2 separate regions of the Homo sapiens genome follow, and region 1 is linked to region 2. Evidence: chromatin contacts called from ENCODE Hi-C or POLR2A ChIA-PET data. All regions are on one chromosome and are shown on one strand. The core of a region is the stretch at or near the end of the contact, and the rest is flanking DNA. Distances in the headings are between cores, read along the strand shown. Region 1 overlaps MYH11 (myosin heavy chain 11). Region 2 overlaps MYH11 (myosin heavy chain 11).

Region 1 (6,115 bases), core at 613-3,112, 37 kb before region 2:
ACCTTCCTTGTTAAATTGCATGTGTCAGCCACCTCCCTCGGTGTCCTCCCAGCCTCTGGGCAGTCTGGCTCCCCATTCCTTTCTTTATCCAACAGCATTTTTTTGTGAGACAAGGCCTTGCCCTGTTGCCCAGGCTGGAGTGGAGTGGCACACTCATAGCTCACTCCAGCCTCCAACTCCTGGGCTCAAGTGATCCTCCCCTCTCAGCCTCCCAAGTAGCTGGGACCACAGGCACAGATCATCACGCCTGGCTAATTTTTTGATTTTTTGTAGAGATGAGGTCTCATTATGTTGCCCAGGCTGGTCTCGAACTCCTGGCCTCAAGCAATCCTCCCGCCTCGGTCTCCCAAAGTGCTGGAATTACAGATGTGATCCACCACGCCCGGTCATTCTAACAATATTGATTATTAGATGTTGCCCTAGACACAGCCTACTGTGCGTATGTGTAAATACGAATTGAATCATCCCACAAGTAGCTGCTAAGTAGAGGAGGTCCAGAGAGTGGGGAAGTGTAGCCCTGGGGACCTTGGGAGGACAGGGGAGGCTTCCTTGGAAGGTGAAGTGTAGGCTTGGCTAGGGAACTTGATATAGGTTCTATGAGGCTGCTGGGGCTGGAGCAGAGAGAAGGGGGAGAATGTAGGAGGTAGGAGTGGAGGCCCAAGAGGGAGAGCGTTGGTTTTCCTGTCTCCTACACCCCTTCACTGGCCAGTTCTGCTTTCATGTTTTTATTTATTATATATTTTTTGAGACAGAGTTTCACTCTTTCACCCAAGCTAGAGCGCAGTGGCACAATAATAGCTCCCTGTAACCTCGAACTCCTAGGCTCAAGCAATTTTCCTGCCTCAGCCTTCCAAATAGCTGGGGCTACAGGCACACACCTCTGTCCACAGCTAATTAAAAAAAATTTTTTTTTCATAGAGATAGGGGTCTCGCTTTGAGTCTCAAACTCCTCGCCTCAAGCAATCCTTCTGCCTCAGCCTCCCAAAGCACTGGGATTACAGGCATGAGCTCCTATGCCCAGCCCAGTTCTGCTTTTACAATACCAGGGCTTCCTGTAGGTTTGGAAAACACCTGTTGGGTTGCAGCAAAGGCTCTCAAAGTATCTCTTCTTACTCAGCATGTCATCCTAACCAACTCTGCCGGGAGAGTAGAGTGGGGAGATGAAGGCTGGAGAAAGAGAAGGGCCCTCACTTACAGAATGGCTTAGGTCATGGGCTCTGGAGCTGGGTTCACCTCCCAGCTCTGCCCCGGCTATTACTTTGTGCCTCAGTTTCCTCACTTGTCCCGTGAGGATGATGACTGTGCTTACTCCAGTTGTTACAAGGGTGATTCGGTCAGTGTGTAGGGACACGGTGCATGGACAGGACAAGTTCAACAGGCATTAGCAGTCAGCTGCCGAGGACCCACCGTCAAGGGCCATGCAGTGGCCACCTTCACAGTCACACCACAGAAGATCCAGAACCTCTGGCATCTGCCTCCGTGCGGGGCATTAGGTAGAGAGCCACTTTTCTGCAGGCAATGGAGGCTGAGACCTTTCTTCTTTACTAGCCCAGGGGTATTGATGGCCCTGCAGAGACGGGTTTTGATTACCTCTCACTGGATCCCCCAGCAGCCTGTTACCAGAAAGAAGGGCAGACGCAGGGAGCCTGGGTCTGTGCTCAGTCCCCGCTGGGTTTTCTCCTTTTATGGTCAGCCTACAGTGCTCTGGCTTCCCAGACAGAATCCACCAGCTTGTGTTTGGGCTTGGGCCGAAATAGCTGGTCTGTGGGGAGCTGGGTACCTCCTGGGAGTCCTCAGGCCCACAGCGGGGGAGGAACCGCTGAAGCCCTTTATCTTCTCAGGAAACGTGCCTGGGGCCTTACACATCCGAGGCTGGGTGGGGAGTCTGGGGAGGAGGAAGGGAGAGAGGCATGTTTAAGGATGGGGTGTGAGGTGACATGAGCCCCAGGGATCTGGGCTGGGAAGCTCAGCCCCAGGCGGGTCCTGATGATGGCCGGCCGCCCCCAGCTCCAGCCTTCCCAGACTCCACGGAGGCTCGGTACTGTGTCCCCGCCCACTTTGGAGCTTCTGTCCCAGGCCCTCTGCTTGGGATGCTCTGCCTCGACCTCTCCCCAGGAGATTCTTTCACATTTTTCTTAATGCTGTTCAGTGGTCACCTCTGCCGTGAAGGCTTCCTGTCTTGCTCAGGTCAGTGTGAAAAAACAAACAAACAAAAAACCTGACGTCTATAGCACTTGGGTTCACATCCATCGTAGCACTGCTCATCTCTTACGGTCATTTCTTTGCCCATCTGACTCCCACCCTGGGTCATGAACTTCTCAAAAGCAAGGATAAGCAAGTCATGAAGCTCGGTGCATTGGCTTGAGCCTGTGATTTCAGTTACTTGGGAGGCCAAGGCGGGAGGATCACTTGAGGCCAGGAGTTTGGGACCAGCCTGGGTAATATTACTAAGTTACCTTACTAGGCCCTGTCTCTACAAAAAAAATGAAAACAAAAAACAAAAAAACCATTAGCCAGGCGTAGTGGCATGCACCTGTAGTCCCAGCTGCTCAGGAGGCTGAGATGGAAGGATCTGTTAGCCCAGGAGTTCCAGACTGCAGTTAGCTATGATCGTGCTACTGCACTTCAGCCTGGGCATCAGAGTGACACCTCATCTCTTAAAAAAGAAAAGAAAAAAAAAAGCAGATCTTATTGACTTTTGTGCTTTCGGTACCTGGCTCAGGACTCGTTTGTTGAATGAATATGTGAACACGTGAATATGCATTTTCCATTGCTTCTACCTTGGTTGCCTCTCTGAGCCAGAGAGCAATTCAAAATAACAAGCATTTCCTGAGCACCTACTGTGTGTCAGGCATTGTTCCTTGTACCTTCAGGAGCTCATTGGTTCAGGGGAAAAGCATTGAAAATGAACAATTTTGTAATTGTTGGAAACCTAATAGAGCTGCATGAAGTGGAAGAAGTCAGATTTATAATCATTCAGAGGTGGTATAAAATGAACATCATTTTTAAAAAAGGTTTATGCGGTATAATTTAAATAAATTCATTTTAAGGATACAGTTCACACCTAAAATTGCAGCTATGTCTGCATAACTGTCTAAATTCACTCATAATTTACATGGTTATGCAGCCATTGCTGCAATATAATTTTATATTTCTATCATCCCCCAAAGAAATCTTGTGCACATTTTTTTGTCACTCCATATTCCTACCCGCAGCTCCTGGCAGCCACGAATTCACAAATCTACTTTCTGTCTCTATGGATTTGCCTATTCTGGACATTTCATATAAATGGAATCATATGTGACCTTTTGTGGCTGGCTTCTTTTTTTTTTTTTTTTTTTTTTTTTTTTTTTTTTTTGAGACAGAGTGTCTCACTGCACTCGCCCGGGCTGGAGTGCAGTGATGTGGTCTCGGCTCACCACAAACTCTGCCTCCTGGGTTCAAGTGATTCTCCTGCCTCAGCCTCCCGAGTAGCTGGGACTATAGGCACGTGCCACCACACCTGGCTAATTTTTGTATTTTTAGTAGAGACGGGGTTTCACTGTATTGGCCAGGCTGGTCTTGAACTCCTGACCTCGTGATCTGCCCACCTCAGCCTCCCAAAGTGCTGGGATTACAGGTGTGAGCCACCGTGCCCAGCCGGCTAGCTTCTTTCACTTAGTATAATGTTGTCAAGGTTCATCCACGTTGTATCATGGATTCATACTATTTATATATTTTTTAAGACAGGGTCTGTCTCTGTCACCCCAGCTGGAGTACCGTGGTGCAGTCGTGGCTTACTACAACCTCCACCTCCTGGGCTCAAGCCATTGTCCCACCTCAGCCTCTTGAGTAGCTGAGACCACAGGGATTGTGCCACTATGCCCAGCTAATGTTTGCATTTTTTTTTGTAGAGATAGGGTTTCACCATGTTGCCCAGGCTGGTTTCGGACTCCCGGGCTCAAGCAATCCACCTGCCTCAGCTTCCCAAAGTGCTGGAATTTCAGGCATGAGCCATGGCCGCCGGCCATAACATCCTTTCTTTTCATGGCTGAATACTATCCCACTGTCTGGGTAGACCACATTTTGTTTATCCATCTACCCATTGATGAACATTTGGTTGTTTCTATTTTTTGGATATTATGAATAAAGTCCATAATTTTTACCAATATGGAAAAGAAAAACAAGAAAAACTCTGAATGCCATATCATGGATAGATGGCCTATTATCATTCCATATCATCTGTACCTTTTTCCGCCAGAATGTTTTGAGACATTTATTAAGTAAGGATCACAATGATGATAATTACTAAAATGGAGAGAACCTGTGGACCATGGGAACCACTAGGCCATGTGACACTCATGTTTATATTAGAGAAAGGCACCGTTTTCTCAAAGCACTTTTCCTCCATCTGCTGAAAGATTATTACAATAAATACACAATGCAATACAATAAATGACCAATGCAAATAGTTTCTCCATAGAGTTATGCAGTGTACAACATGCACCACGGTCCATGGCCATCCTGCAGGTAGGAGGTCAAGTGGAAAGGTCTCCAACTCAGCTCTAGAAAAGTGCAGAGTTAGAGAAGGTATCATAGAAGAGTTGACTCCCAAGACGATGTTTCAGATACAGATTAGGGTATGTACCCGAAGAATTGAAAAGGTACTCAAACTAAAACTTGTACAGGAATGTTCATAGCAGCACTATGCAGAATAGCCAAAAGGTGGAAATAACCCAAATGTCCGTCAACTGTTGAATGGATAAACAAAATATGATCCATCCGTACAATGTGATATGACTCAGCCACAAATAGGCATAAAGTCTGGGACCTGCTACAACATGGATGAACTTCAGCCACATGCTGAGTGAAAGAAGTCAGACATGAAAGGCCGCACATGTTATAATTCCATTTATGCAAAAATATCTAGAATAGGTAAGACCATAGAGACAGAAAGCAAATTGGCGGTTGCAAGGGCTTATGGGGGAGTGGCTGCTTAACGGGTAGAGGGTTTCATTTGGGGGTGACAGAATATTTTAGAACTAGATAAAGGTGGTAGTTACGTAACATTGTGAATGTACTAAATGCTCCTGAATTATGCACTTTAGTTATTTTTTTATCTTTATTACTATTTTTTGAGATGGAGTCTCCCTCTGTCACCCAGGCTGGAGTGCAGTGGCGCGATCTCAGCTCACTGCAAACTCCACCTCCCTGGTTCACGCGATTCTCCTGCCTCAGCCTCCTGAGTAGCTGGGATTACAGGTGTGCACCACCGCGCCCAGCTAATTTTTGTATTTTTGGTAGAGACGGGGTTTTGCCGTGTTGGTCTCAAACTCCCGACTTTAGGAGATCCAGCTGTGTCGGCCTCCCAAAGTGCTGGGATTACAGGCATAAGCCACCGCACCTGGCTTGAATTATTCACTTTAAAATGGTTCTTTTTATGTAGTGTAAATTTTACCTCAATGGAAGGAAAAAAGAGAGAGAGAGAGAGAATGGATTAGGCCAGAGAAGAAGTGGTGGTGGGTGCACTGGGCAGAAGAAATCACTTGTGCAAAGCAAGGAGGGAGTGAAACTGCTTTGTACGGTGGAGAACACTGCTTTTGAGTCCAACACAAGCTCAGGCTTGGGGAAGGAATCAGATAAAAATTTCCAGGATCTCAGAGTTCCCTGTGCTCCACACGGGTTGGCAGACAGCACCCACATGGAGTCCTTCTGCTCGTAACCAGCACCCTGCAAGCTTCCCACGCCTGGAAGTGGTGTGTTTTTGATGGGAACGTCAGGCCAGAGGTCTCCCAGCAGCCCCCAGCTCGGAGCCGCGCTGGCAGCTCCCAGGCCTTCTCCTGGAGCCCGCTCCCTCTCCTGGGGGCCCTGTGAGCATCTGAGCCTATAAATCTCTCCTGCTCTGGGCCTAGGATTCACAAGGCTGCCAGGAAAGCCTGCCTCTCTCCCTGAAGTAGTGGATCAACACAGCCCATCTGTCTGTCCATCTCAAAATCTTTCCTTAAGATAGTGGAGGTTGTCTGGGCCGGTCCCAGGAGGTTCTCTCTGTCTGGGTTCTAATCACAGGGTACCTGGTTCTTCTATCCTTCACCCTCTTTTAAAAAATCACTTTTTAGTACTTTGGGAGGCTGAGGCG
Region 2 (6,353 bases), core at 1,719-4,218:
ATTTGCCAACCTGTGATATAAGCCTTATATATTGATTCAACTAAAAATAGCTGGGGGTGGCTGGGCACGGTGGCTCACACCTGTAATCCCAGCACTTTGGGAGGCTGAGGCGGGTGGATCACCTGATGTCAGGGGTTCAAGACTAGACTAGCCAACATGATGAAACCCCGTCTCTACTAAAAATACAACAAATTACCTGGGCATGGTGGTGGGTGCCTGTAATCCCAGCTACTCGAGAGGCAGGAGAATTGCTTGAATCCGGGAGGCAGAGGTTGCAGTGAGCAGCCAATATCGCACCACTGCACTCCAACCTGGACAAAGGTGAAACTCCCTCTCAAAAAAAAAAAAAAAAATAGCTGGAGGAAAGGAAAGGTAGTATAAGAAAGCTGCATTTTTGCCTACCATAGCAGGAAGTCACTAGATACTATCTAAACTTGACATATCCAGAAATCGCCTATTACAGCGATTGTGCTTTGCCTCTGGTCTTCCAATAGGCCAAAAGCACCTGTTACTTTTGGCACTGAGGACTGGTTTCCTGGAAGAAAAGTTTTCCACAGACTGGGCGGGCAGGGTTGGGGGGATGGTGTGGGGATGATTCACGTGTATTACATTTACTGTGCACTTTATTATTACATTGTAATATACAATGAAATAATTATACTAGTCACCATAATGTAGAATCATTGGGAGCTTGTTTTCCTGCAGTCCCATCGGGGGGTGATGGGGGACAGTGACAGATTATCAGGCATTAGAGTGTTATAAGGAGGGCACATGTGCAGCTCACGATAGGGTTTGCGCTCCTATGAGAATCTAATGCTGCTGCTGATCTTATGGGAAGCGGAGCTCAGACAGTGATGCAAGCGATGGGCAGCAGCTGCAAATAGCGGATAAAGCTTCACTTGCTCACCTGCTGCTCACCTCCTGCTGTGTGGCCCAGTTCCTAACATGGACCGGTACTGGTCTATGGCCTATGGGTTGGGGAACCCTTGGCCTATGATATGTAATACATAATGGTATATACATTATAATAGGCTAGTATATATAGCAAGCCTATTGTACAGAGAGATAGTGGTAACTGCCAGATAAAAAGCAGCTAAAAGAGATAAAAGCAGGTATTATGGAGTAAGGTAGAGTTGGAGAAGGGATGTGACAGGAGAATGCTATTTTTCATTATAAACCTTTGGTAGTAATTGATTTTTAAAACTCATGTGCCTGTTTGAATTTGATAAAAATTTTATAAATACATGAATAAGGCCAGGTGCGGTGGCTCACGTCTGTAATCCCAGAACTTTGAGAGGCCAAGGTGGGTGGATCACCTGAGGTCAGGAGTTCAAGTCTAGTGTGGTCAACATGGTGAAACCCCATCTCTACTAAAAATACAAAATTTAGCCGGGCGTGGTGGCGGGCGCCTGTAATCCCAGCTACTCAGGAGGTTGAGGCAGGAGAATCGCTTGAACCTGGGAGGCGGAGGTTGCAGTGAGCCGAGATCGCGCCACTGCACTCCTGCCTGGACGACAGAGTGAGACTCCGTCTCAAAAAAAAAAAAAAAAAAAAAAGAGTAAAGGTTGATCTAACTCTTCTGACAGCTTTGTCTCTGAAGGCTGAAGGCAGGGTGCCTCTAGACAATTGAGGTAAAGGCATCCCTTCCTCCAGGTAAATGTAACTTCGTGCCAGGGATTGTGGCTTAGCAAGCAGAACCAAGGCTGGATATCAGCTGCAGTCACTGGAGCAGTGCACAACCTGCACCGCTGTGTAAGGCTGGCAGTGGTTGGTGAGGCTGTCTACGTGACGATGCGTGAGGGCTTTAAACGGTTCAAGCCTTGATAAAGGGAAAGGAATTATGATGGCCCAGACCCTTGACCAGATCTCGGTCTCATGTTGAAATTAGAAGTATGTCTTATTGACCCTGACCTGTCTTCCTCTCCTTCTAGGTGACTTGCTTTTGGAGGGCTTCAACAACTACACCTTCCTCTCCAATGGCTTTGTGCCCATCCCAGCAGCCCAGGATGATGAGATGTTCCAGGAAACCGTGGAGGCCATGGCAATCATGGGTTTCAGCGAGGAGGAGCAGCTATGTAAGCCTCACACCTTGAGTCTGGAGGGTAGCTTGCCTGGATACCAGTGGAACCTGTTAAGAACTCTTCTCTGGTCAGGACAGATTTCTGCTCTCTGAATTCCCCACCTTCCATTAAAAAAAAAAAAAAAAAAGGAGGAAAATGAATTTTATTCTAGGTGGTTTGTTTGTGTTGTAGAAAAGTGGCTGTATAACTAGGGTTGCAAGTAACCCGAGCTGGCTTAAACCAAAGGGAAAGTGACTAACTCAGAATGTTGAGAAGTTCAGGGAGGTTAGGCACAGTGGTTCAGGTCTGTAATCTCAGCGCTTTGCGGGGCCAAGGTGGGCGGATCACTTTAGGTCAGGAGTTCGAGACCAACCTGGTCAATTTGGTGAAACCCTGTCTCTACTAAAAATACAAAAAAAAAATTAGCCAGGGCTGGTGGTGCACACTTGTAGTCCTAGCTACTCAGGAGGCTGAGGTGGGAGGATTGCTTGAACCCGGAAGGCAGAGGTTGCAGTGAGCCAAGATTACACCACTCCACTCCAGCTTGGGAGATGGAGCTAGACTCCATCTCAAAAAAAAAAAAAGTTCAGGAATTCAAGCTTCAGGTACAGTGAGATCTAGGTGTTCAAAAGATTTTTCTAGAACCTAATTTCTTGTCTTCTATCTCTCTCGACTACATTGTTTCTCTATAGGATGCAGTTTGTTGACAGCAACATAGCTGGGTTCCAGCCCTTATATTCTTTGGGTTTATGTCCAAAGAACAGAGTAGATTCCCGGCTTAAGTTCCTGAATGGAGTGTCATTGACTCTGATTGGTTGGCTTAGGTTGATATGCACATTCCTGAGCTATGCAGCATAGGCAGGGTTGTGGAAAGCGCAGGGTGGTTTCATTATGGTCCCTAAGAATGGATTCTTGGAGCTGAAGGTAGAGATGTTGGCCTCATCAGGAACATGTGGGCAGGGTTTAGGGGAGGGGGAGTGATCGAGGCAGTGGATTTACTCAGGCTTTTCCTGGAGGGGTTGCTCTGGTGATCAATTGATATTGATCAAAATCATCCAACCAATGGCCAAGAAACACACTGGGTCTTGAGAACAGGACAGCTCAGAAAGAAATTCTTGGTCGGGACACTGTGTTTCCAGAAACGATTTTCCTTCTGCGTTAGATGTGCCTCAGTGTTGAAGGTTAATCTCTTTCAGGAACACCAGGACAGAACTGTGGAAAGTTTCCCTTCCTTCCCACGCCTACGCCCGTTTGGAGCCCCAGAATAGCACTGAGGTTGCTGAAATGCTGCATAAGGGGAGGGGCAGCTCCTCCGAAGATAACTTGGGGTCTGGAAAATTAGGCTGTATGGGTCAGTTGACAAATGGATGGTGTATGTGGGTCTTGGCCAGGGTCCCACATCAGAATCTAGTGCTGATAGCCTCCTTGTCTGAATGACATAGGCCCTCCAAGAATGATTCATTTCATTTGGGACAGGGGTCAGTTTTGCTTCTAATCTTGCTTTTAAATAACAATGAACAATGGTTAAGTATTTGCTGTGTGCCAGGAATTTACCAAATCCTTTTTTCTTGATGTACTACACTGTTCAGTATAGTTTTATTTAAATAATAAAAAACTGGAACAGGCTGGGCACAGTGGCTCATGCCTGTAATCCCAGCATTTGGAGACACTGAGGCAAGAGGATTGCTTGAGCCCAGGAGTTCGAGACCAGCCTGGATAACACAGTGAGACTCTGTCTCTACAAAAAAAATAAATAGAAAAAAACTGGAACAAACTAAAATAGGTTGATTAATAGAGGGTTTATTAAATCATTGTCTGTCCTTGTGAAAGAAAACAATGAGACCATTTAAATTGTTTTGCTGGGCATGGTGGCTCACGCCTGTAATTCCAGCACTTTGAGAAGCCAAGGCAGGCAGATCACTTGAGCTTGAGTTTGAGACTAACCTGGGCAACATGGCAAGATCCCTTCTCTACAAATAATACAAAAAATTAACTGGGTGTGGTGGTGCACACTGTAGTCCCAGCTACTTGGGAGACTGAGGCAGGAAGATTGCTTGAGCCCAGGAGGTCGAAGCTGCAGTGAGCCGAGATCACACCACTCTGTCACCTAGGCTGGAGTACGGTGGCGCAGTCTCAGCTCACTGCAATCTCTGCCTTGCAGGCTCAAGCAGTCCTCCCAGCTCAGCCTCTCAAGTCGTTGAGACTACAGACATGTGCTACCACGCCTGGCTAATTTTTGATTTTAGGGTTTTTGTTTTGTTTTGTTTGAGATGGAGGCTTGCTATTGTCACCCAGGCTGGAGTGCAGTGGCACGACCTCGGCTCACTGCAACCTCTGCCTCCTGGGTTCAAGCAATTCTCTTGGCTGAGCCTCCTGGGTAGCTGGGATTATAGGCGCCCACCACCATGCCCCACTAATTTTTTTTGTATTTTTAGTAGATACTGGGTCTCGCCATGTTGGCCAGGCTGGTCTTAAACTCCTGACCTCAGATGATCCACCCATCTTGGCCTCCCAAAGTGCTGGGATTGCAGGCATGAGCCACCGTGCCTGGCCTGGGGTTTTTTGTTTTGTTTTGGTTTGATTTTTGGAGGGGTGGGTAGAGACAAGGCTTCACCATGTTATCCAGTATTCTCTGGTCTTGAACTCCTGGGCTCAAACAATCAGCCCACCTTGGCCTCCCAAAGTGCTGGGATTACAGGCATGAGCCACCATGCCCAGTCCCCAGTGTTCTCAATGTACTTTGGCACTTGTTTCCCCTTTAACCACAGAGACCAGACTCCAGGCCCAGCACCTTCGGCAGCCCCAAGCATCTAGCTAGAATTTGGTAATACTGTTTTCCTTGTATTTATATTTATAATTGCCATCTATTTATGGCAAGTGAAGATGATTTGTCACTGAAGATAGAGAAAGTTTTCTATTAAAACAAATGTAAGGAAAGAGAAGGAAGTAAATTTAAAGAAAATGATTAAGCAAATAATGGAGCAGATGGTACACAGAGCAAGCATTCAGACGATGGCGTGCAAATGACGAACTCTCATAGGAACCAACTTAGTCCTAAATGTACACCAACCCCATTTATAAACCAAGAGCTACTTCCAAACCCTCCATCAAGGGGCCTATGGAGAAGGGGGTGGGTCAGGCTTCAGGCTGGAGCTTCATGAGGCTCCAAGTGACCAGGGGACACCAGGATTTTCCCCACCACATTGGGTTCTGCAGCCTTGAACTCCTGGCCTCAAGATATCCTCATGCGCCACCATGCCTGGCCTGGTTATACTGCTTCTAATGTATTTTGAAGATAAAAAATAAAATCACCTAAATTGTCCATCCTGTGTATCCCTGGTGGTACACATGTCTGATGTTGGAAAGTCCTGTTTCTTATTCCTCAGCAAGAAGAGAGGTGTAAGGCCACTGTAAAAAATTAGCACAAACTTGATGCCTTAAAACAACAGGAATTTATTCTCTCCCAGTTCTGGAGGCCAGGGTTCTGAAATCAGGGTGTCGGCAGGAGCCGGGCATAATGGCTCATGCCTGTAATCCCAGCACTTTGGGAGGCCAAGGCAAGAGGATCGTTTGAGGCCAGGAGTTCAAGACCAGCCTGAGCAACATAGCAAGACCCCTTCTCTACTAAAAATTTAAAAAAAAAAAATTTTTTTTTTTTTAAAAGACAAGATGTTGGCAGGGGTTGTTCCTCCTGGAGGCACTGAGGGAGATCTGTTCCTTGCCTCTGTCCTGGCTTCTGGTGGCTCTGGCTGTTCCTGGCTTTTCCTTGGCTTGTCTCACTCCAGTCTCTGCCTCATCCTTCATGTGGCATTCTACTCTGTGGGTCTTCTCTTCTGTCCATCATAAAGACACTTGACATTAAATGTAGGGCCCACCAGGTTAATCCAAGATGATCTCATCTTGAGATCTTGTACTTGATTCCATCTGCGAAGACCGATTTTTTCCAAAATAGGCCACGTTCAGGCTGGGCGCGGTGGTTCACGCCTGTAGTCCCAGCTCTCAGGGAGGCAGAGGCGGGAGGATAGCTTGAGCCCAGGAGTTCGAGACCTGCCTGGGCAATATAGTGAGACCCCGGTATCCACAAAAAGGAAAAAAAAATAAATGTAACCCCCCAAATTAGGCCACATTCACAGGTTCCAGGTGGACATATTTTAGAAAGACCAACATTCAACCTAATATAGGTGGCTTCCACTCTTTATCACCTACTAGGCCAGGCCCTTGCTCAGCATCTTACAAGACCTAAACTTCACGAAGCAGGTACTACTGTTACCATCTCCGTTTTGCAGATAGGGA

Evidence for each region. A loop is a pair of places that touch in the nucleus more often than their neighbours do. ChIA-PET counts read pairs that join two places held with the same protein, here RNA polymerase II (POLR2A). Pooled maps may share reads with other maps.
Region 1: a loop to region 2 is called in a map of ascending aorta, with 6 times the contacts of the local background. The contact joins two enhancer-like sites. A Hi-C loop is called at or near these places in 10 of 168 maps with a recorded cell type or tissue (Panc1, ascending aorta, cardiac septum and 5 more) and 8 of 50 pooled maps. POLR2A ChIA-PET finds 5 or more read pairs at or near these places in 5 of 52 experiments (AG04450, Panc1, T-cell and 2 more).

What each region holds. Positions count from the first base shown.
Region 1 is chr16:15,803,523-15,809,637 of GRCh38, reverse strand. All of the region lies in intron 3 of MYH11 (myosin heavy chain 11), which reads left to right. Among named protein-coding and RNA genes, the nearest start is that of MYH11, 50 kb to the left of the region's middle. RefSeq lists an enhancer at 1,678-2,493. Within about 2 kb of position 1,862, at least 7 of the 41 ENCODE cell types and tissues checked have a DNase peak (open chromatin) inside an H3K27ac peak, as active enhancers do; they include ascending aorta, where a contact is called at or near this core.
Region 2 is chr16:15,767,291-15,773,643 of GRCh38, reverse strand. MYH11 (myosin heavy chain 11) reads left to right here. Exons shown (of 41, transcript NM_002474.3): 9 at 1,932-2,075. Among named protein-coding and RNA genes, the nearest start is that of MYH11, 87 kb to the left of the region's middle. Within about 2 kb of position 2,968, at least 5 of the 41 ENCODE cell types and tissues checked have a DNase peak (open chromatin) inside an H3K27ac peak, as active enhancers do; they include ascending aorta, where a contact is called at or near this core.